Linked DNA regions of Mus musculus: regions 1, 2, 4, 5, 6 and 7 are each linked to region 3. The links are chromatin contacts, found by Hi-C in ENCODE. All regions are on one chromosome and are shown on one strand. The core of a region is the stretch at or near the end of the contact, and the rest is flanking DNA. Distances in the headings are between cores, read along the strand shown. Region 1 holds the start of Spred2 (sprouty-related EVH1 domain containing 2). Region 2 overlaps Spred2 (sprouty-related EVH1 domain containing 2). Region 3 holds the start of Gsdma (gasdermin A). Region 4 overlaps Spred2 (sprouty-related EVH1 domain containing 2). Region 5 holds the start of Slc1a4 (solute carrier family 1 (glutamate/neutral amino acid transporter), member 4). Region 6 overlaps Spred2 (sprouty-related EVH1 domain containing 2). Region 7 has its middle 17 kb from the start of Gm39601.

Evidence for each region. Hi-C counts contacts between places; a loop is a spot of excess contacts on that map.
Region 1: a loop to region 3 is called in a map of T-helper 2 cell, with 24 times the contacts of the local background. The contact joins the promoter of Spred2 here to the promoter of Gsdma in region 3. A Hi-C loop is called at or near these places in 2 of 37 maps with a recorded cell type or tissue (T-helper 17 cell and T-helper 2 cell).
Region 2: a map of regulatory T cell shows a loop between it and region 3 (25-fold over the local background). The contact joins the enhancer-like site here to the promoter of Gsdma in region 3. A Hi-C loop is called at or near these places in 2 of 37 maps with a recorded cell type or tissue (T-helper 17 cell and regulatory T cell).
Region 4: a loop to region 3 is called in a map of regulatory T cell, with 20 times the contacts of the local background. The contact joins the enhancer-like site here to the promoter of Gsdma in region 3. A Hi-C loop is called at or near these places in 4 of 37 maps with a recorded cell type or tissue (T-helper 17 cell, T-helper 2 cell and regulatory T cell).
Region 5: a map of T-helper 17 cell shows a loop between it and region 3 (21-fold over the local background). The contact joins the promoter of Slc1a4 here to the promoter of Gsdma in region 3. A Hi-C loop is called at or near these places in 2 of 37 maps with a recorded cell type or tissue (T-helper 1 cell and T-helper 17 cell).
Region 6: a map of T-helper 1 cell shows a loop between it and region 3 (15-fold over the local background). The contact joins the enhancer-like site here to the promoter of Gsdma in region 3. A Hi-C loop is called at or near these places in 3 of 37 maps with a recorded cell type or tissue (T-helper 1 cell, T-helper 17 cell and T-helper 2 cell).
Region 7: a loop to region 3 is called in a map of T-helper 17 cell, with 20 times the contacts of the local background. The contact joins the enhancer-like site here to the promoter of Gsdma in region 3. A Hi-C loop is called at or near these places in 2 of 37 maps with a recorded cell type or tissue (T-helper 1 cell and T-helper 17 cell).

Annotation. Positions count from the first base shown.
Region 1 is chr11:19,923,188-19,925,887 of GRCm38, forward strand. It overlaps Spred2 (sprouty-related EVH1 domain containing 2), which reads left to right and starts at 1,255. Exons shown (of 6, transcript NM_033523.4): 1 at 1,255-1,769. The coding sequence starts at 1,744.
Region 2 is chr11:19,940,564-19,943,403 of GRCm38, forward strand. All of the region lies in intron 1 of Spred2 (sprouty-related EVH1 domain containing 2), which reads left to right. Among named protein-coding and RNA genes, the nearest start is that of Spred2, 18 kb to the left of the region's middle. Within about 2 kb of position 1,523, at least 2 of the 3 ENCODE cell types and tissues checked have a DNase peak (open chromatin) inside an H3K27ac peak, as active enhancers do.
Region 3 is chr11:98,663,071-98,665,770 of GRCm38, forward strand. Gsdma (gasdermin A) reads left to right here and starts at 1,281. Exons shown (of 12, transcript NM_021347.4): 1 at 1,281-1,368.
Region 4 is chr11:19,985,503-19,988,462 of GRCm38, forward strand. The region is part of intron 1 of Spred2 (sprouty-related EVH1 domain containing 2); the gene reads left to right. Among named protein-coding and RNA genes, the nearest start is that of Gm39603, 50 kb to the right of the region's middle. Within about 2 kb of position 1,394, at least 2 of the 3 ENCODE cell types and tissues checked have a DNase peak (open chromatin) inside an H3K27ac peak, as active enhancers do.
Region 5 is chr11:20,331,334-20,334,086 of GRCm38, forward strand. It overlaps Slc1a4 (solute carrier family 1 (glutamate/neutral amino acid transporter), member 4), which reads right to left and starts at 1,380. Exons shown (of 8, transcript NM_018861.3): 1 at 613-1,380. The coding sequence starts at 1,139.
Region 6 is chr11:19,961,570-19,964,269 of GRCm38, forward strand. The region is part of intron 1 of Spred2 (sprouty-related EVH1 domain containing 2); the gene reads left to right. Among named protein-coding and RNA genes, the nearest start is that of Spred2, 38 kb to the left of the region's middle. Within about 2 kb of position 1,413, at least 2 of the 3 ENCODE cell types and tissues checked have a DNase peak (open chromatin) inside an H3K27ac peak, as active enhancers do.
Region 7 is chr11:19,600,390-19,603,289 of GRCm38, forward strand. No RefSeq gene overlaps it. Among named protein-coding and RNA genes, the nearest start is that of Gm39601, 17 kb to the right of the region's middle. Within about 2 kb of position 1,302, at least 1 of the 3 ENCODE cell types and tissues checked has a DNase peak (open chromatin) inside an H3K27ac peak, as active enhancers do.

The DNA.
Region 1 (2,700 bases), core at 5-2,504, about 79 Mb before region 3:
TCCTCTCAGAAAACCTCAGGCAGGTCCTAGGCCATGGTAGGAAAAATAATTTAAAGAGAGGTATGAAGAGATGGCTCGCAGTTAAGATCTTCCATAAGACTGTGGTTTAATTCCTAGGACCTACACAGAGGCTAGCAACCAGTTCCAGGAGATCCAACAGCCTCTCCTCTCTGCCCACAAATGGTGCTGACATGCATGGATGCATCCTCCTTCTGCCCCCGCACATTCAAAAAGAAAGAAGGAAGGAAAGAAAGAGAGAGAGAGGGGGGGGGAGGGAGGGAGGGAGGGAGGGAGGGAGAGAGAGAGGGAGAGAGAGAGAGAGAGAGAGAGAGAGAGAGAAAGAAAGAAAGAGAGAAAAAGGAAGGGAAGGGAAGGAAAGGGAAGGGAAGGGAAGGGAAGGGAAGGGAAGGGAAGGGAAGGGAAGGGAAGGGAAGGGAAGGGAAGGGAAGGGAAGGGAAGACGGGTCGGGGGTGGAGTAATGAGTTCCTGGGTCTCTCTTTGGCCAAACCCCATCAAAGGTAGTAATCTGTGACCCAGTAAACTAAGAGTAGACTTCTAAGAGCTGGAGACAAGAAACGTTATTCACAGACTGGATAATTTACTTTGGTGTTACCTTTAAACTTCATCTCTGCCTGCAATGCCAAAGTTTTATGGCTGTTTGCCTTTTGTTTTCTGCGTACATATTTTTAAAAATATGCCCGCTCTAGGTGGGCATGGTGTTGCATGACAGTAATCCCATCGTGTGGAGGCCAGCGGAGGCCACCTGCACTGCCCCCAACCCCCACCCCGCAGTGTTTCTCCAAACCCAAACTCTCTGGCAACATCTAAACTCCTCCCCATCTCCGCCCTCCGCCACCTCCCCCCTTGATTTTTAATCCGAAGGTTTGGAAGGAGGGAGGGACAAAACGGGAGCCAGATGTGCTCTTGTCTTCGGCTCCCGCCTCCTCCCTCTTGGGCTTCCTAAAACCCGGAGCACCGGAGACAAGGATTCGGATCCTGACAAACGCAGTGCCAACCATGCTGTTCCGAGGCTCCTCCCTGACTGGAAGCTAGCGGGAGGGGGAGTAGAAGAGGGGCACGCTCAGTAGGCGGGACAAAGTGTTTTGTGAGTGTGTTTTTTTCCTCTCTCTCTCCTCTCTCTCTTTTATTTTGGTCGCAAGTAGGAAGCTTTTTGCACTCCACCACCTCTGGCCGCTGGGAAGACGTCATCGCTTCCGCCCTACTTCCTCCTCCTGTTGGCGGCGCTGAGAATCCAATATGGAGTAAATCGGTGGAGTGGCGAGATGGGGCTCGGACGGGGCGCCCTGCACCGCCTCCCAGGCGCATCTCCCCCGGCCGCCGAGCACTACCCGGAACCCTGATTGGCCCGGTCCCCGGGGGCGACCCCGGCCCGGCCCCAGCGCAGCCGACTGCCCGCCCGCCGCCCGGAGCGTGCTTGTTTTTCTGCTGCTCTCCCCCTCCGGGTCCCCTTCCCAAATCTCGCCTCTGCACCCCCTCAGAGCCCCGGGGCCGTGCCCGGCCGGCCCACGGCGTCCGCTGCCTGGTGTGCCCCTTCCCAGACCTCGCCCTGATCTCGGGGCTCTCCATTTCCCCGCCTGCCTCGGCGCCCCCTTCATCTCTAGCTCCCCCCCTCCACCACCAAATCAGGAGATGTCGGAGATGTGAAGAAGGGGGGCGAGCGCACAGGAAGATGAAGGGAGCCAGGCTGCATGCCGCGGGACAGGCGTCTAGGTGAACAAGAAAATGACCGAAGAAACACACCCGGACGAGTAAGTTAGCCGCGGGTGGGACGCGGGTGCCCGGAGGGGTGGTGTGGGGGCCGCCGCCAAGGACGCAGGAGGGGACTCGTCGGAGGAACTTGGCCTGGGGTGCAGCCGCTGGCTGAGCTGTCGGGGCTATGCGCGAGGCTCTTGACTTGGCTGGGGGAGACGGCAGAAACCGCCTGGGGTCTGCAAGTCCAGGTCGCAGCCCGGGCCAAGGGCGCGCAAATGACCTCGGGGCGGTCCTCGGGCTGCGGGAGCGGAAGCTCTGACGCCCTCCACGCGGGGCATCCCGGGGTCGATGGGTCTGTGTGCATGGTGACTTTGTGACTCCTGGCACTGCTGCCCTCCCATAGCCCTCTCCGGAGCCCTCTGGGGCCCGGGCTCCGCCATTTCGTTTTCTTGAATCGCTCTCATTTGCATACCACATTTTCATTCATAAAAACACGGAGGAGTTGGGGGAGGGCCAGTCGGGCTCGGCACAGGGTCAGTGCGCCCGGGTCCTCGCAGCGGCCAGAGCGCGGGAGCAGCCTGCCGAGTCCCGGCGCGCGTGAGTGTGTGCACGCGCGTGTGGGCCGGCACACGCGCCCCGCGGTGTCGGGGCAGCACTGGGGGCGGATCCGAAGCGTGTGCAGCGAGGGCGGGAGAGCGTGCGGGGAAGCGCGCTCCTGGCATGTATGTGAGGGAGAGCGCGTGCCCGTGCGTGTGCCCGGCCCGCAGGCCCGAGGGGAACAAAGCTCTCGGTGCTTAGTCAGAGGTGCTTGTGCTCGCCCCTCGGGGAGACCCGGGCTTGTCACCGTCTCTGGGCCAAGTGGCAGCTGCTTCCCGCCTAAGTCGCACTTAGGTTTGGATCTCCGCTCTAGTAGTGTTCGAGGCGTTTCCCTCTCGGGGAGCTGGGGGCGGGGCTGCCCGTGGGCCCCAGCGGGTACTTAGCCAGGGG
Region 2 (2,840 bases), core at 273-2,772, about 79 Mb before region 3:
CTTTGTTTCTCTCTCTTCTCTCCCCCTTGCCCCTTTTCCCTTCTCCCTCTTCTGTTAACAACTCCTCCCTCTTCCCAAACAGGGCTTTGCTGTTTAGCCCGGACTGTTCTGGAACTCACTCTGTAGACCAGGCTGCCTGTGAACTCAGAGATCCTCCTGCTTCTGCCTCCGAGTGCTGGAATTTAAGGTGTGAGCCGCCACCACCTGGCGGCCTCTCCTGTTTTTTGAGACATGAGTTTCTATGTGTAGCCCAGGCTAACCTTATGCTTACTGTGTGGTCCAGGGTAGGCTTTAACCTCAGTCCTTTTACTTCTGCTTTGGAGTACTGGGATTGTGTGTGTGCGCGCGCTGCAGTATGCTTTAGGGGTGTGTGTGTGTGTGTGTTCTTATATAGCCCAGGCTAGCTTCAGACTTGCTGCATAGCCAAGGCTAGCCTTGAACTCCTCCTGATCTCTCAGGCTTCACCTCCCCAATATGTACACCATGCCCAGTTTTATGTGGTGCTGGATGGAGCCCCAGGCTTTATGTTTGCCGAGGAACACTACCACCTAAGCTGTGTCCTCAGCCCTGATCTGCGTTTTGGTGTGGTCCCCAGGAGGTTCCTCTGCTTGCCTGCCAGTTTGAGATCCCCCCCACAAACTGAAACTATATCTGCATGTTCGATTTCCTAAATGTCTAACCACCGAGCACTCAGCAGTCTTAAAGGCCACCTTTGTGCCATACCCCAGCCACCCAGTGCCCTTAACAGTTCTTGAGGGCGTGTTTACACAGACTGCATTTTATGAAGTCCATAAAGACATATTTACCCACCAAGTCACCAGCCGCTCCAAAGGTCAGCTTCCCCAGGTTCATATGAAAGGTACTTAACTCCAAGCCAATTAACACTAAGATGGATGCCAATTAAGACAAGGAAGTGAGCTTTCAGCCACCATTCCACCCCTCACTTTGCCCTCTGCTGCAGCTTGGCTTTCCAGGCCCTTTGGAGACAGTGCCTTCTCAGAACCTGTACACGCTGGCGCAGTAAAGCGCACAGGCAGAAGTGCCACTTGCCTTGTCATCGCGTGGAGGCACTGCTTCAGAGAAGGTTGATGGCCAGAACGGTGATGCCCTGGTGGGCTCTTTCCCTAACCTGACCTCCACTATGAGCAGCAGGAGCATCGTTAGTGGTGGGGAAGTAGGGGAGAGCCAGGCTGCCTGGCAGCTGCTTTCGAAGCGTCTCCTGAATCCTCAAAGGATTACTGTAGCATTCAATGAAAGAATGTGCTTGGTTCATGGAAAATGAACATTTAAAGAGAGAAGGCAGCAGGTAATGGCAATAACAGGAAAGCCGAAAACGCGAGAACTAACCCATGAGATTAACGGGTGGGTTGTGTATTCTACAGTGAGTCACACCAGTGGAGGCCAGACGTCCTTAGGTCTGGCTAGGGACCCTCTGCCACCCAGGTGTCAGCTGTGCATTTCACACTGAGAGCCTTACCCAGAGAGAGTGGGCTCTGTCTAGATGGGATCTGAGGTAGCCTAGGTTGGCCTCTGTCTCTGAACTTGGCCAAGGGTGACTTTCAAGTGCTGGGATGATGGCTGTGAGCCACACACGTCAGACATACTCTTGCCTGAGCCTCCAGAGTGTTGGGAGTTCAGGTGTGAGCTGCCACGCCTGGCCTGTCTGCTGAGGATTTATGACTGTACAGGGTGCCAAGAGGACTCCAGGAAAGAATGGGGCAAGAGAATTTAAGAGAATATGGATTGATAAGACATCCAAGGATAACGTTGGACGTCCTTCATCACTGTCTTATGGTGACACAGTGTCCCACTGAACGTGGAGCTTGTGGCCGGCAAGCCCCATGATCCTCTTGTTCCTTCTGAGCTGCTCCTCACAGAAGTGCTCGTGGCTTGCCTGGTGTGGGTGCTCGGTGCTCTCAGTGTAGCAGGCGCTCTCACCCTCTAAGCCATCTATCTCCCCAGCCCCTTCTGGTCATTTTAACATTCTTTTTTTTGTTGCTCCCCCACCCCCAGACCTCCGCCCCCAGTCCTCTGTTTCTCATAGTTTTCCCTATACTGCTGTTTGTCCTGAAGTACCCAGAATGTCCTATTCTCTCATGGTGGGGACTCTCCGAGAGCCCAAGGGAGCGTTGTCCTCAAAGCCGAGCTCTGGGGGAGGCTGTCTGTTTGCCTTCCTGTGTTCTTCTCACTTGAGGTAAAGCAGGGACAGGCATCGTCTCCGTGTGTTACCCATCCAGTTGATTTGTCTGTTTGAGACAAGGTCTCATTTTGTAGCCCTAGTTGGCCTGGAACCCACATAGGTCTGCTACTGTCCCTTCGGTGCTGGTTTCAAAAGTGTGCAGCGCCCCGGCCTAAGCCAATACCGTTCTTTAATTTAGGGCTACTTACAGAAGCGCGAGTGACTTCTCAGAGCTATGTCACTCAGGAAAATGCCTCTCCTTTCCCCAGCAACTGTTAATCCTCAAGAATGGGTGGCGTGGTTTTGGACAGGATCTTAGGTGCAGCTCAGGCTTGCCTTGACATTGAGGCTGTCTTCCTGCCTCAGTTTGCCAAGTTCTAAAAAGTACACTTGGTTCTGATTGGTCTTTTTTTTTTAACATTTATTTTTTATTTATATGAGTACACTTCAGCTATCTTCACACACACACACACACACACACACACACACACACACACACACACACAAACACACACACACACTAGAAGAGTGAATCAGATGGTTGTGAGCCACCATGTGGTTGCTGGGAATTGAACTCAAGACCTCTGGCAGAGCAGTCAGTGCTCTTAACCACTGAGCCATCTCTCCAGCCCCTAATTGGTCTTATGATTGAAGCAACAAG
Region 3 (2,700 bases), core at 31-2,530:
GAGGAAAGAAAAGGGGTGAAGGATGGGGACCAGAGAGGCAGAACAAAGTGTGGAAGGATTCTGAGAAAGTAAAGTAATAAAGTTTTAAAGATATTTTTGCAGAGTGTGAGACTCTTTCCTCACTCCTACCAGTCCCTAAGGAAATCTCCAGGAAACTGCTTCTTCATATGGCCTTGCAGTAAATCACATAAATTGTAATTTAGAGACCTGCCTGTGTGTGTAGAATCCTCTTTTAAGTGATTTCCAAGGAGCAACTTTAATAAGATAATGGGGGCTGGAGAGATGGCTCAGAGGTTAAGAGCACTGACTGCTCCTCCAGAGGTCCTGAATTCAAATCCCAGCAACCACATGGTGGCTCACAACCATCAGTAATAGAATATGTAGTCCTCTTCTGGTATGTCTGAAGAGAGCAGCAGTGCACTAACATGAGAGAGAGAGAGAGAGAGAGAGAGAGAGAGAGAGAGAGAGAGAGAGAGAGAGAGAGAGAGAGAGAGAGAAAGTTCCTGAATGACCTACAGGGAGACAGCTGAACGCCCACAGCATACATCCTGGGCTGTCCGTCATCTCACCGCTGAGATCCACCTCTGCCTGTGTGTGAGCATATATTCCATATACTTAGAGATGCTTCCAAATTATAGAAGGCCATATGAGCTCACTCTATCCTGCCTCCTCAGACTTCTGTGCATACTGGTACCAAGTTATGCATGTGTAGCCAAGGCACATATACACATAGAGAGAGGTAAGAATCAGCAGGCTGATGCATACAAAGTTGAAGGGCAGATTTTCAGCTGCTCTGCTGCCTGTAGTCCCTGAACATACAGGATTTCTTATCACTTATCATTTCCACAAGGCCTCAGATGAATGGCAGGTGCTTCCAGATGACATCAGGGCAGTGATCCACCCTGTATCACCCCTGCACACAATTACACGCATGCATGAGTACACACACACACACTCACATGCACACTCACACACAAATAAGCATAAGTGCATACACACACGCACACAGCCAATTCCCACTGCCTCCCTTCCTCCCCAGTCTATAAGCAAACTTTCAGTCCCCCTTCTTTCTGTCTCAGCCCCAGCAACACAGACACCTGCCTGGCATCTTTTTACCCACCCCCACAGGACCTGAGGCGGGGCACTTCAAACAGGTTGATGCTGTTCTCCTGGAAGTGGAACAAAAAGGGGTGGGGTCATTGTGGGAGGCGGGGTCTGTGGGAGCTTACATCCCCGCCTCCATGGAGGCATAAAGCAGCCAGTCCTGATAAAGGACAGCCAGTCATTCCCTCACCCTATAGACAGAACGAGCTCTGGTTCCTCACCACACACCAGCTGCCAGACAGGATCCAGCATCACCCTTCCCTGGTAAGATCAATGATGGCTGAGGAGGCAGGGGGACATTCTGGGGAACCAGGGGAAGGTTGGGGCCAAATGGGCATGGGATTTCTTATCCTTTATCATGGCCATAAATCTCCCTGCATTTTACTGGGGGTAGGACTCATAGTAGGCCTTAGAGAGAAGAGAGGCAGCCCTTTGAGTGCCACTCTGGTGAAGGGTAGGTCCTTCTAGGTACACTCAGTTGGTCTCTGGAGGGACATAGGCCATCCCAACCCTTCCAGGAACAAGGGCTGGAAAGTATATTGTAGATGGCAGGATGGCCCCAACATCTCTGTGTGCTCCTTCCTGTTTCCCTGCCTCTGTCAAGTACTACAGAAAGGTGAGGCCCATGGAGGCTAGCTGATGTGTCTGATCTCTTCCACCCACCAGGAAAACCTGGGTGTGTCTCCTGGATCCCCAGGTGAGATACCTCGACTTCAAAGACAGAGTCCTAAACTGTCAAACTTGTGATCCTTGCAGGCCCCACATCCTCTTGGTCCCTCTCCCTCCAGCATGTCTCCCAGGACCAAGCTCACTCTTTCTATCCTTGTTTCTACCAGACATGGTGCTGATGCTGTAGAGGTGACTCAGGCCCATTTCCTGCCCTCAGGAAAGTCACAGTTGAGTAGGCAAGGCAGTCAGGTGAACAGATGGATGGTAACAAGATGAATTAGCAGGTGTTTCAGAAGTGGATATACAAGATGCCTTGGGAATGCAGGCAGAGTCACCAAAATGCCCAAAGGAGTAAAGGGGTGAGCAGGTGACATGAGTTGAGTCTTTTTTTTTCCTTCTTACTCCAGTCCTGCTTGCTCAGAGTCCAAAGATTGATTGATTGATTGATTGATTGATTGATTGATTATAAGTACACTGTAGCTCAGATCTCATTATGGATGGTTGTGAGCCACCACGTGGTTGCTGGGATTTGAACTCAGGACCTCCAGAAGAGCAGTCTGTGCTCTTAACTGCTGAGCCATCTCTCCAGTCCTTCAGTTGAGTCTTATAGGACAAATACGAATTCTTTCTATTGGAAAGGGGATATATCGTAAGCAGAACTAACAAAGGCAAAGAAGTAGTTGGGAGAGAGGAACTAGGAAATTTGCCCACTTATACTGGTGTTGCTAGGAGGTGGGTGGGAAGGAAATGGAGGGTGCAAACAAGTGTAGCCTTGCCAAGGAAAGGGCAACTGGGGAAGCTGCCCAGCTCTGACTGCCCAGGCTCCTGGGCCCAGTGCGGTTGCTTCTTTCCCTAGTGTCCACAGGTCCTAGTTTCAACTGTCCCTTAGTGTGACAGGACACTTCCCTTCCCTTGCTGATGACAGAC
Region 4 (2,960 bases), core at 144-2,643, about 79 Mb before region 3:
CCATAGAATACAGAGCTGGGTGTTGACTGGCCTTATGTTAGAGACCTTTTATTCTTTCCTTGGTACTAGTGTTGCTCACAATGATGGCTTTATTATGTTGACTTCAGGTCAATCTCTGTGAGTTCAAGGTTAGCCTGGTGTACATATGGGAGTCTCAAGCCAACCCAGAATATACAGTGAAACTGCCTTTAAAAAAAAAAAAAAAAGAAGACTGAAGAGATGATGGCTCAGCGGTTAAGAGCACTGACTTCTCTTCCAGAGACCCTGAGTTCAATTCCCAGCAACCACATGGTGGCTCACAACCATCTGTAATGGGATCTGATACCCTCTTATGGCTTGTCTGAAGATAGCTACAGTGTACTCATATACATAAAATAAAAAATAAATCTAAAAAAAAACGAGGGGAGGCTGAATAGGTGGCTCGGTGCTTCCAGAGAACCTAGTTTCAATTCCCAGTACCCATGTGACAGCTCACAACTGTATGCAACTCCAAGATCTGATACCTTCATACAAATACATGTAGGCAAAACACCAGTGCACATTAAAAACAAGAAAAAACTCCTCCTATGCTAGTTACAGCCTTTTATCAGCACATGTAGCGTATTCAGTTTATTCTAAAAACATTCCATGCTCTGCGTGTGTGTGTGTGTGTGTGTGTGTGTGTGTGTGTGTGTGTGTGTGTACTCGCATGTGCGGCGCATGCACATTCTAGGCAAACACCCTGCCACTGAGCCCATTTTCTTCCATTTTCAAAAGACTTCAATAGGACTCCCTTACCCTGGGAGTTTTATGATTGCGTAGTAACTCCATGCTGAGTGAAGGAGCTGGGCCTGTGGTGTTGTCATGGGTCTTGGTGGCTTCTGGTCTTTTTCTATTAAATGTATTCTGTTGGATTTTTACTACTACAAGTTTTCTGCTTCTGCAAGATGTTTCAGTAGCGTGTGTTTGCTAAAGCCCTTGGCAACACTAAGGGACTGTAAAGCCAATTAAAAAAAAAAATAATACAGAAGTTGTAAAGAGACCTCAAAAGCCCTTTGACTCCCCCCCCCCCTGCTGCATATGAAGAGGCTGTGGCTCAGTAGTAGATTCAAAGAGTCACACCCAGTTGTGAGAAGAGGATGTGTTACCAGGTCTAGTTAGACTAATAAATGCCAAATGGAATGACCTCTGTTGAGGAGGAACAGCCCAGATGGCCCCTCACCCCCCTCCAGCTGTTGCTCTCTCCTGGAGTTGGGCTGTTAGTAATTCCTCTTCACTTAAAATTCCTTCACAGTTGTTACCTAAGCCAGTAAATCTTAAAATCCCAACAGCACCGATCCAGGGACTTTTCCCACAACATGGAGCCCTTGTTTGTAAACTGTGGACAGCGGTGGGGAACCGCCCTTCCTCGGTCCTGGGGGGTCAGTAACCTTGAACGGTCCCTTTTCTCCCGGAATGAGGAGTCCCACTCAGTCCTGTTCTTTCTAGCGTAAAAGGAGCGTGGAACTAAGTTGCCTAATGTCCCGTCACCACATGATTGGATAACTACCAACTTGGCTGCCTCCTAGCCAGTGTCTGCTGAGGAGTGGAGATTTAGCCCCCACTGCAGAGCAGATACCTTGAAAATAGGACATTATTGCTTATCTTTCCCTCTGTAGTAAAGGAGATGACAGAACTCAGAACCAAGGTGAAAGAGCACAAAATGAAACACTAACTCTTGCCGCCTGAAAGGACACTCTACGGGTGGCTCTGACTAGAATATAAAGTGAGGCTCGTAAAAACCCTGCCTGTGGCCTGTGGGCCCTGGCTCTCCTTCCTTCCTGTGGGCTACGTTATCACCTTTTGTTTGGGAGAGATCTTAAGCTGGGCTGGCCTGTAAAAGAGTTTGTAGGTTTTGAATTTGGTAAAGTCATTTCCTGACCTTTTGACCTTGGAGGAGGGCGGGGTAGCAGGAGAAAGAAATCCATCTGTGGACTGGGCAGAAGTAGTCAGACTGTTCGGGGCATTATTGATGAAGTATAAACCTAGATTTCACACTCCCTGGCCACCGTCAGCTGGTTTCTTGCTGACACTCCACTTCCTTTGCTTTCTCCAATAATGAGGGCAAAAGCAAAAAAACAAAAAATAGTCAAGAGAAGAAGGTGGCTGTGGGTCGGAGCCCTGGGTTGGAGATTATTAACTTTAAGCAACTCCCTTTGCTGTTTGTGTTTTAAAGAACTGATTTTGTTTTATTGCTGATGCGCTTAATGGGGGTGGGAACCATTCTGGTCGGTGGCCTTGAGGTTTAAACAGGACCAGGAATATGGTTTGTGCAAGAGTGAAGGGAAAACCCGAGAGCTTGATTGATTACTTTCAGGTAAAAACAGGAGGGAGAGTTTTCTCAGGGCGGGGTCGGTTTGTCTTCAGCCGGAAATCCCTTAGATCTTGGTTAATTATGAACGCTGACCCCAGGCTCCGCCGAGCAGACCGACAATAAAGGCAGAGTCCTAAACAAACCTCCGTTCAGGTTTGACCCTTTGACCTCCCAGGGCTCTCTTGTCCCCAAAATTTTCAAAGTAGTCACCCTGACACTCACCCCTTTAGGGCACATACTTAGTCTATAAGAGTTAGATACATTCTCCCCCCCCCCCAAAAAAAAAACTAAATAAAGCTTATTTCCAAAACTACTGATGTCAAAATTGTTATGTTTTAGTGGTTTTTGGACAAAAAGTCTGAGCTACCTCCAATTGGTGTTTTGAATGTTAACAAACTATTACAATAAAATGTTTATGTGGTTTCCCAAAAGTGCCCGTGTTAGCATTTTAAAAGGTCGTGAATAATGCTGTACACTTAACAACATGGCAGACACAGCAGAGGCCTGGTGTCTTGTGGGCCTGGAGTAACTGCGGCCAGTGGCCTGGAAATCACAGTACAGAGGGGTGCTGAGGAGGAAGGAGCAGCATCCAGGGTGGAGCACTGTGCTGGCTGGGAGGAAGCCTGAC
Region 5 (2,753 bases), core at 130-2,629, about 78 Mb before region 3:
AAACAAGCAAAGAAAGGTGTGTGTATCTCAACTCTCTGGATCTCCCCGCTTTCTACAAAGAAATAACGCTAGGCCCCATGATCCTGACCAAGAACGTCCACAACCTGTCCTAAGCCTGAGAGGCAGTCACGTAGCTGGGCAACGGGCTCCACATAACTAACTCCAGTTTTATTATTCTTGGACACATCCATAATTCTGCTGAAAATTGCCAACTTCCTTCCAGACCAAAGGCTGAATCAGAGAAAACCTCAGACTACAAGCTGGATAGCTCCTCTGGTGAAAGTCACTCAATGTCCTGGAAGCTTTGGGGTGATGTAGGGGAGAAAACAGGAACAATTAAAAAAACGAAACAAAACAAACAAACAAAACTGAGAGAGCCCAGTGTAAGGAGTAAAGCACAACTGAGAAGGTATACACTTAACATCCCACCTAACGGAAAATCGGTTCCAGCAAAAAGCTGTGGCCTCCAGTCTTTAAAGGTGTGGCCAGCACGTAGCCCAGACGTAAATATGAAATTTAGTGTTAAGGGCCAACAGTAACTGAATTAACTCTAGGTGATATGAGTGCACGTGGCGTCTCCCGCCGTGCCTTTGGCGGGGTGGAGAGCAGTACCTGAGTAAATCGAGGAAAGAGTCCACTGTCTCTTTGGAGACCGGAGGAGGCCCTGAGTTCTCCAGCCCCAGGCTGCTGGACTGGAGGGTCTGCGCGCCCGCCCCTGGCTTGATGATGAACGCCAGAGCAACGGCGAGAGCCGAGGCGCTCAGCGTGGTGAGGCCGAAGTAAGCAACAGCGATGCCACCCAGACGCCCGAGGGAGCTGGCATCCAGGGAGGCGGCTCCCGACACCAGGCTGCAAACCACCAGCGGCAGGATGATCATGCGCAGCATGCGGAGCAGCATCTCGCCCGGGAAGGCCAGGTAAGTGATCTGGGTGCGGGTGAGCTGCAGCCCCCTCAGCGCCGCGCCCATGCCGGCACCCACCAACACTCCCGACACGGTGAGCAGCACCAGCGCGTGGCGCCGAAAAAAGCTAGCACAGCGCTGCGATTTGCCCATCGCCGTCTCGGGCGTTCGGGGCCCGGCCGCAGGCTCTGCCTGGGTGCCGTCGAGGTAGCCGTTGGTCTCGCCGCTCTTCTCCATGTCGTTGCCCACCGCTCTAAGCGGTAACACTCAAGGAACTTGGAGAAAAGACCGGTTTCGAATGAATGGATCAGGCGGAGACAGTGGCCTGTGCCAGCTGCGGCTTCCGAGCTCTGTGAGTCCCTACAGGAACACTTTTCAGAAAGATAAAAGAGAGACGTGGGTTGTGGGTTGGAGCCCAGGCAGAGCAGACCGCGCCGCGCCCAGCCTTCTTTCAGAGCCGCTGCAGGCTGGAGATGATGCAACGCAGGAGGCACGCTGGAGGCTGCAGCCTAGGAAGGAGGGCGGGGCTTGAGCTCGCCCCGCCCATGTAGGCGCACCTCCGATGTTACGACCAATTAGAACCCTGAATATCCGTTCCCCACCTCCCTGACGTTTCCCAGGTCCCGCCCTTCTCCCACCCTCCGGGAGGCACAGCAAAGAGAGTGAGAGACAGGCAGGCTGGGCTCTCCCGACGGGGCGTGAGGCCATCGGCCAATCCTGTCTCCTGGCAGCTTTCAGTCCTACTGTCCAGGCCTCGGGGAGAGAGGGAGGGGAGCGTCTGGAACGCCTCGGCAGTTCTTCTCCTCAGCTGGTGGAGGAGGGGAGCCCTCGGAGGTTGGTGCCCGCCCTCCGCTAGGGAGTCCGGAACGACCCAACCTCCATCCTGCGGGAAATCCTTTCTTCTAAGGGCTCTGTAGGCTTTCCTGGTACAGAGACAAAGGAGTGGGTGGATGGGGGAAAGTCTCATTGCGTGCACGTACAAGACTCTAGCAGAGCTTTACCCTTAGGTGACCAGCGAGTCCGGGTGGCACTATGCACAGTGCCAAGGGTGAGCCACTGCGTGCACTAGCGCCCTCTGGGGCGAGTCCATTGGACTCTGGGGAGAAGCCTGGTGTGTGCAGGCTGAAGACGTAAAACTCTCCCAGAGAAACAGAGCTCTAACGCCACCACTTTCGGTGGCGTGTCTGCCATGTAACTTAAGCTGAAACACAAGCGGGATTTTAACCACCCCCTTCCGGGTCTCCAGACTTGGCACGCCAACAGTTCAGTCAAGTGTTTGGCCAGTCTGAAAGATGGTTCAATGGATTTTTTAAAAATGCCATTTATTTACTATCTTCCCGGGCCACAGCAGATAAAAAGGGAAACCTTGGCAGTCGTTTATTGTGTTATTTATTTATTTATTTATTTATTTTTCCCTATTCTGCTTTTGAAAAGAACTACCTCCCCAGACCTCCAAGAAAGCCCTAGTTAGGTGTAGCTGAGTTAAAGAGGAAGACAATGTGAAGTAAAGTAATTTTGAAGTATACCATAACAGAAACCTGTGCAAATCAATATGTCCTGTCGAGGTGTAAAACGTCCAATTGTTGAGACAGCAAAGAGTTCCTTACATGAAGCCATTTAGCTGTCATGTACAGCTTGTTGAAATAGGAGCTTATTGGTGGGAGGGAGGTGTGTTCATTAGATGAGGACCTATACATATTTTTATCTTGTTTCCCAGAACATGGTTTACCTCTCTGTGCAAGGATGGATGATTCCTACAGACCCATGTTCCTCATTTCCAGGTAGCTCTGCCTCCTTTTTCCTAAGCTGCTGCTTTTATGCAAAAGACTGAAGTCATGTTCCAGAAGTGGG
Region 6 (2,700 bases), core at 163-2,662, about 79 Mb before region 3:
CCGTCCTGGAACTCACTCTGTAGACCAGGCTGGCCTCGAATTTAGAAATCCGCCTGCCTCTGCCTCCCAAGTGCTGGGATTAAAGGCGTGTGCCACCACCTCCCGGCTCTGAATTTGTTTTAATCAAGTACTGTAGTGACCCCCTCCATTCAATGTGCTCGCAAATGTCTTGCACTCCGTGAGATTTTGTTAGGTTCAGAAATAACTTAGAAGCATTTATGGTATATTTTACATTTTTCGTGTAAGTTTTCTTTTATAGGCCCCATATTGAGCATGTTTGCCTGTCGCTCTCTAGTATATAAACCGGGAACTGGGTGGACTTAACCATTTCTTTGTGCAAAAGCCAGCAATTCAGTCAGGCCTTCTTGTCATTAGCCGTGGAAAATGAGATACTTCTGGCAGGAGTCCATGCTGTGGAGGGATGGCCAACCCCACCAAAGAGAAAGCAACCACAGAAGCCGTGGTCTGGAGACGAAGCCTGCCCCTTCACCTGAAGGAGTCTCATCTGTAAAATGGGGACGATACTGTTTGGATAAGGCTGATGGACATTTGACAAGTGCCAGCTTACTCACACTGCCACGTGGGTCTCCATCTCAGTCACAAGCGACCTTGTTTTTTAAAGGGAGACTCTGAAGTACGGGTGGAAATGGAGAAACAAGGGGAGCATGGATTTCACAAGTGCCTTCGGAGAAGACAGAATAAGTCACCGACCCTGATCCAGTGTCTGTCCAACATCTCAGATGTCAGCTGCTGTTACAATGATGGTATGCCTGTTGAAGTCAAAGGGTCCTTCATTCAGTACGGTGAAGACCTGATACTAGAGGCACACTGCTTGCAGATATATAATACCACCCCGTGCCATCTGATATGGGGACAGACAGTCCACACTCATTGAATTACTGGAAAAATCAACTTTGCCTACATAGTTAGGAAGCTATTTGGAACCTCCAGTGTTTTTCTTTCTCTTAAACAAATAATGAAGCAAGCTTTGTATGGGGACCACACCTGTAATGCCAGCAGTCAGCAAAAAGACCACTGCAAGTTCAAGGCCAGCCAGTGCTTCGTATTGGGTTCAAGCTACACCTGTAGACTAGTGCTACTAGTGAGCAGACATCTGCCGTTTAGGGAGGTGATGCTCTTCTGACCCCCAAGCTTCCTCCCTCGCTGTCTCTGCTCAGAACAAGCGTTTTCCCAGTAAAGCTCACCCATTGCCGAGAAGACGAGAGCTCACTGCAGGCATCTCTCCTACTTTAATGGCTGAGGCAGAGAAATCCATCATTAACTCAAGCTCTTCCCCTGGGGTCAGCATGCTATCGTGGAGGAAGGGCAGAGAGCAACGCAGACTCCTCATCCCAGTCTCTCCACCCACTGTGCTGTGCTATGCTGTGCTGTGCTGTTCTGTGCACCCGTGAAACGGCTATCAGAGTCAACAGCACAGCTAGTGTCTGGCAGCTGGCTTCGTCTAGTGGCTGATGGGAGGAGTTTCCTTTCAAGACCTCTGCTGCTCTAGAGGACAGGCCCTTTCCTCCTAAGTAAAAGGAAAATGCCAGGTAGATTCTTATTTTCCCTTTGTGGGTTTACCTGCCAAGGTCATAGGAGACTCTACAGGTGAGAGGAGTGGAGAGCAAAATTCCTCCTGACTGTTGAGTAGAAGTCACAACAAGCCTACTGTGTGCCTGGTGGTTTCTTTGGCAGGTGGAGGAGAGAGCATAGTGATGGCTAAGCAGTGGGGCCCTGGGGCACTTGGTCTAATGAGGTGAGAGGCATGAGAGGTAAATAATAAAACAGCTCTAAACCAGTGCTCCCGACAGTAGCACCCCCTCAACCCCCACTCCCACCAAGAGGGAGCCATGGGCGAGGGCCCGGGTGTAAGCTGTGCTGTCACATTCGGCCTTGCACCTGGTGTAATGCTCTTTTGTGATCTTGAAATTCTTATTTGTGTGTGTGTGTGTGTGTGTGTGTGTGTGTGTGTGTGTGTGTGTGTGTTGGGGCTGAAACTCTTGAGTGTAAAACAGGATAGGTTACCAGTCTGCTGAGGGCAGCTGAGGCCATCACGCTGCAACACTGGGAGGATACCAACCATTAGCAATTCATTGACAGCCTTGCAGAGATAGTCTGTTTCGGCTAGCTGGGGCTGGGGTGGGTGAGGTTTTGCCTGAGCTAGAGATCTTGTAGGACTACGGGGCTGCTGGAGAGGAGTCCTGAGCCAGGGGCAGTGAGGCAGATATGCAGGAGTGAGGCAAGGCCCTCTGTGGAGCCACGGAGCGCAGCCGCTCAGCTGCAGCGGACGACCTGCGGATCAAGGTTCTTGTCAGCGTCGAGAGCGAGCGTCACTAGAACAAATATTCATCCAAAAATAAACTTCCTGCTCTTCCTGTTTTTATAACTTGCCTATTTCCTCTGAGTTTGAGGCTGGTCTCCTGTTCCGTGGGTGTTAATCTTCAGAGGATCAAGACCTCTATAGAAGCATTTCCTGTACATGTTTATCCACCCAGCCTGAAATTATTTTCTCCAAATGATAAGAGAATTTTTTTCCATCCTGGTATGTCAGCCTTTGAAAGGTTTTCAGTTGGGAATCCCAGGGATGAAGGCTCCAGCCAAGTCATAGGAGACCCAGACAGGTGAGAAATGACCTTCAGTGCTTGTGGTTTGTCCTTTTACAGGGGTGTGTATGTGTGTGTGTGTGTGTGTGTGTGTGTG
Region 7 (2,900 bases), core at 52-2,551, about 79 Mb before region 3:
CTGCCCCTCACTCCTTCATAGCTGAGTTCAAACATTAGCCCCTCAGCAAGGCTCTCCTGACCACCTAGGCCATAGAGCCACTCGAGCTGAGAACTGGCACCTATACCTCCCTGCACAAAATGACTGTAATTCCTAACTTATAGGAGAGGTGTAGACCAACGTGCCAGAGCACGGTAACCAAAGCTGACCTTCGGATATACCTGGGTGGATTTAAAGTCACCATCTGAGCCTGATATCCTAATTCATTTACTTTGTAATGAATTCTAGATCACAATGGAGACCTCTGGTGCTGAGTCAGGTAGACTCAGTGGCAGTCATCTAATGGGGTGGCCCATTTGCAATATCTACAAAATCAAAGGGGTCATTTCATTCCCCTCTTTACCACTAGATTAAGGGAAAGGTATTTTATTTTTAAAATTTTTAGACTGAGGAAAAGGGCTTAGATTTTTTTTTTAATTTAATTTTGTTCTTAAGTTTATATATCCTATTTTTTGGTTTAGCATTTCTTCTGCATGTGTATATATACATGCATGCATGCTTGGTGCCCTCAAAGGTCACTGGAGTTATGGGTGACTGTGAATCACTCACCATAAGAGTGATGGGAATTGAACCCAGGTCTTTGGTAAGAGCAACAAGTACGCCTAACCACTGAGCTATCTCTCTGGCTCCCCAGGGCCAGAATCCCTGAAGGAATGAATTTCTATAGATTCCAAACTCCTAACCTGGCTCCCCTGCACCAGAAAGTGTCCTCTGGCCTCTAGCAGGGAGTCGGGGGGGGGGGGGGGGGAGTATTTTTCCTTTGCCCCAATGGGAAACCACTAGACTGAAGAAATTGAAACAATGTTTAGAGAGTCAACCTCTGGCCCTCAGAAGCATGGGAAGGAGGTGATGTGGAGAGAAGAAAATGCTTGAGCTAAAGACGTTCTGGGTAATGCTACTTTCTGTCAACTGTCATTTCCCACTGGGTCCAAGCAAAATCAATGAGGACTCACATAGAAAATCACCTCTGCCAAGCAGGGCCCCAGAGGGACTGCCCTTTGAGGACAGGTTCAGAGCAGCCAGACACAACAGGAGCCCAGTCTTGAACTGGCCTCAGATCAACTCTGAGTCCACAGAATTTACAGTACTATTGCTGCTGCGATTGGTCTAATTCTCAGCGGGTATAGAACAGGCTTGGTATGGGACTGGTCTAGCCTCAAGCTTCTGAACTCAGTTGGCTTCTTTTATTTTCCATTTTCTGAGCTTGGCTTTGAACAAAACCTCCCCGGGGAAACCCAGAAAGCACCGCCAAGTTTCTCCGTCCCCTGCTTGAAGTAATCAAACCCCCAGCGTACGCCCCAACTCAGCCAACGCTGGCTTCGCTGCCAACCCCAGCCTTGCTAAAAAATTCATAAACCACAGAACAGCTGGGCCACATTCTGCTTTCAGAGCAAAGCGTCCACTATCAGGTTTTCATCTGGCACTACTGAGAACTAAGTGTTTATTCTTGACAGAGACTTGAAAGAGGAAACCTCGCCGCCTGTCTACTCGGAGTCACACGAGGACAGGTTTGATGGGAATCCCATACATATTCCAATGAGATGAAAGATATTATTCATTCCTAAGATGTCTTCAGAGACTCCATTAATGGAGAAATTCCAAGTGACAGAACCAAAAACAGGTCCCCTAATATCTACATAGAGTCATATTAGAGTGGGTGGGGGATGGGATGCGCAAGAACACGCCTCCCCAAGATCAGTTTCCTTCCTTTCCAGAACAGAAGATAAGAGATGGCTGTGAGGAATGGGGGGATCAAGGGGTCCCCAGGAAAACAGATGGGGGCAGTTAAGAGCTCCTTGCCTTAGCGGGAGGGATTTCACCAGGAAGTTTCTGTATTTGAACAATTGCTATGGAGACGTGTCCACTCAAGGATTTCCTCAATTGTGACAGTCTTGGTAAAGGAAACCTAGTTATTATGCCCTCAGTAGTCTATGCCTGGATAAGCTGTAGTTGAAATAAGCACTTTAAATAAACCTCTGTACTTTCTCCAAAGACTACATCCTAAGGGAAAAAAGACAAAGAAGCCAAAACTCTGAAATCTTGAGTCCAGTCCAATAAGAATCGCAAATCAAGATTCTCAAGAGTCAGGGAATGAACCTGGTTTTGTCGTATAAGGGTCTGTTGTGCTGGCACTGCTGGTAGGTGATAGGCGTGTGCATGTGAGTGTACCATGAAAGGTCATTTCCTATCCCACCAATCAAAACTCCCCACTAGCCTATCTGCATGCGCAGCCATCGCACAATGATAATTTCTGCTCATGCTAGTGATCATGAAGTGTGATGGTGAGCAGCTGTCCTGCAGGGCCCTTCATAGCCGCAGCAGTGTTCTGGCCTTGCATTCTCAGCTTTTATAACAAATTGTCCAGCAATAATAAAAAGTGACTCTAAGTTCCCTTTAATTCTATTTTCCTTGCATACTAACTGAGGTGTCCAAGTCAAGTATGAAAAGAGAGAACAGGAATGAGTATGGGAAAGGAAGAGGAGGGGCAGGGAATATTGTAGCCTAGGAATAATCCATGCTCCCGATTTAGATGAACCGACCCTGGATAAAGTTAGTTAAGTATAGATCAGTTCTAGACCCTATCTTCACAGTTCTAGTAACTCGAATAAACTCATTATTCATTTTCATGGCCTGCAAAATAGCTCTAATCAAAATGTACGGTGAAATAGAAAAGGTGCAAGCTTAAAAAGAACTAGTCTGAATGCAGAAGGTAATGATTTACACTGGTAAAATGGCTTTCGTCTTTCAAAACAAACATGCCAGGGCTCTGGAAACACCCTTGGGAGATAGAGTGAGATGAGATATCAGAAGCCAGGAGAAAGGTACACTTCCCTCAAACTACATAGATGGTTTGAGATAGA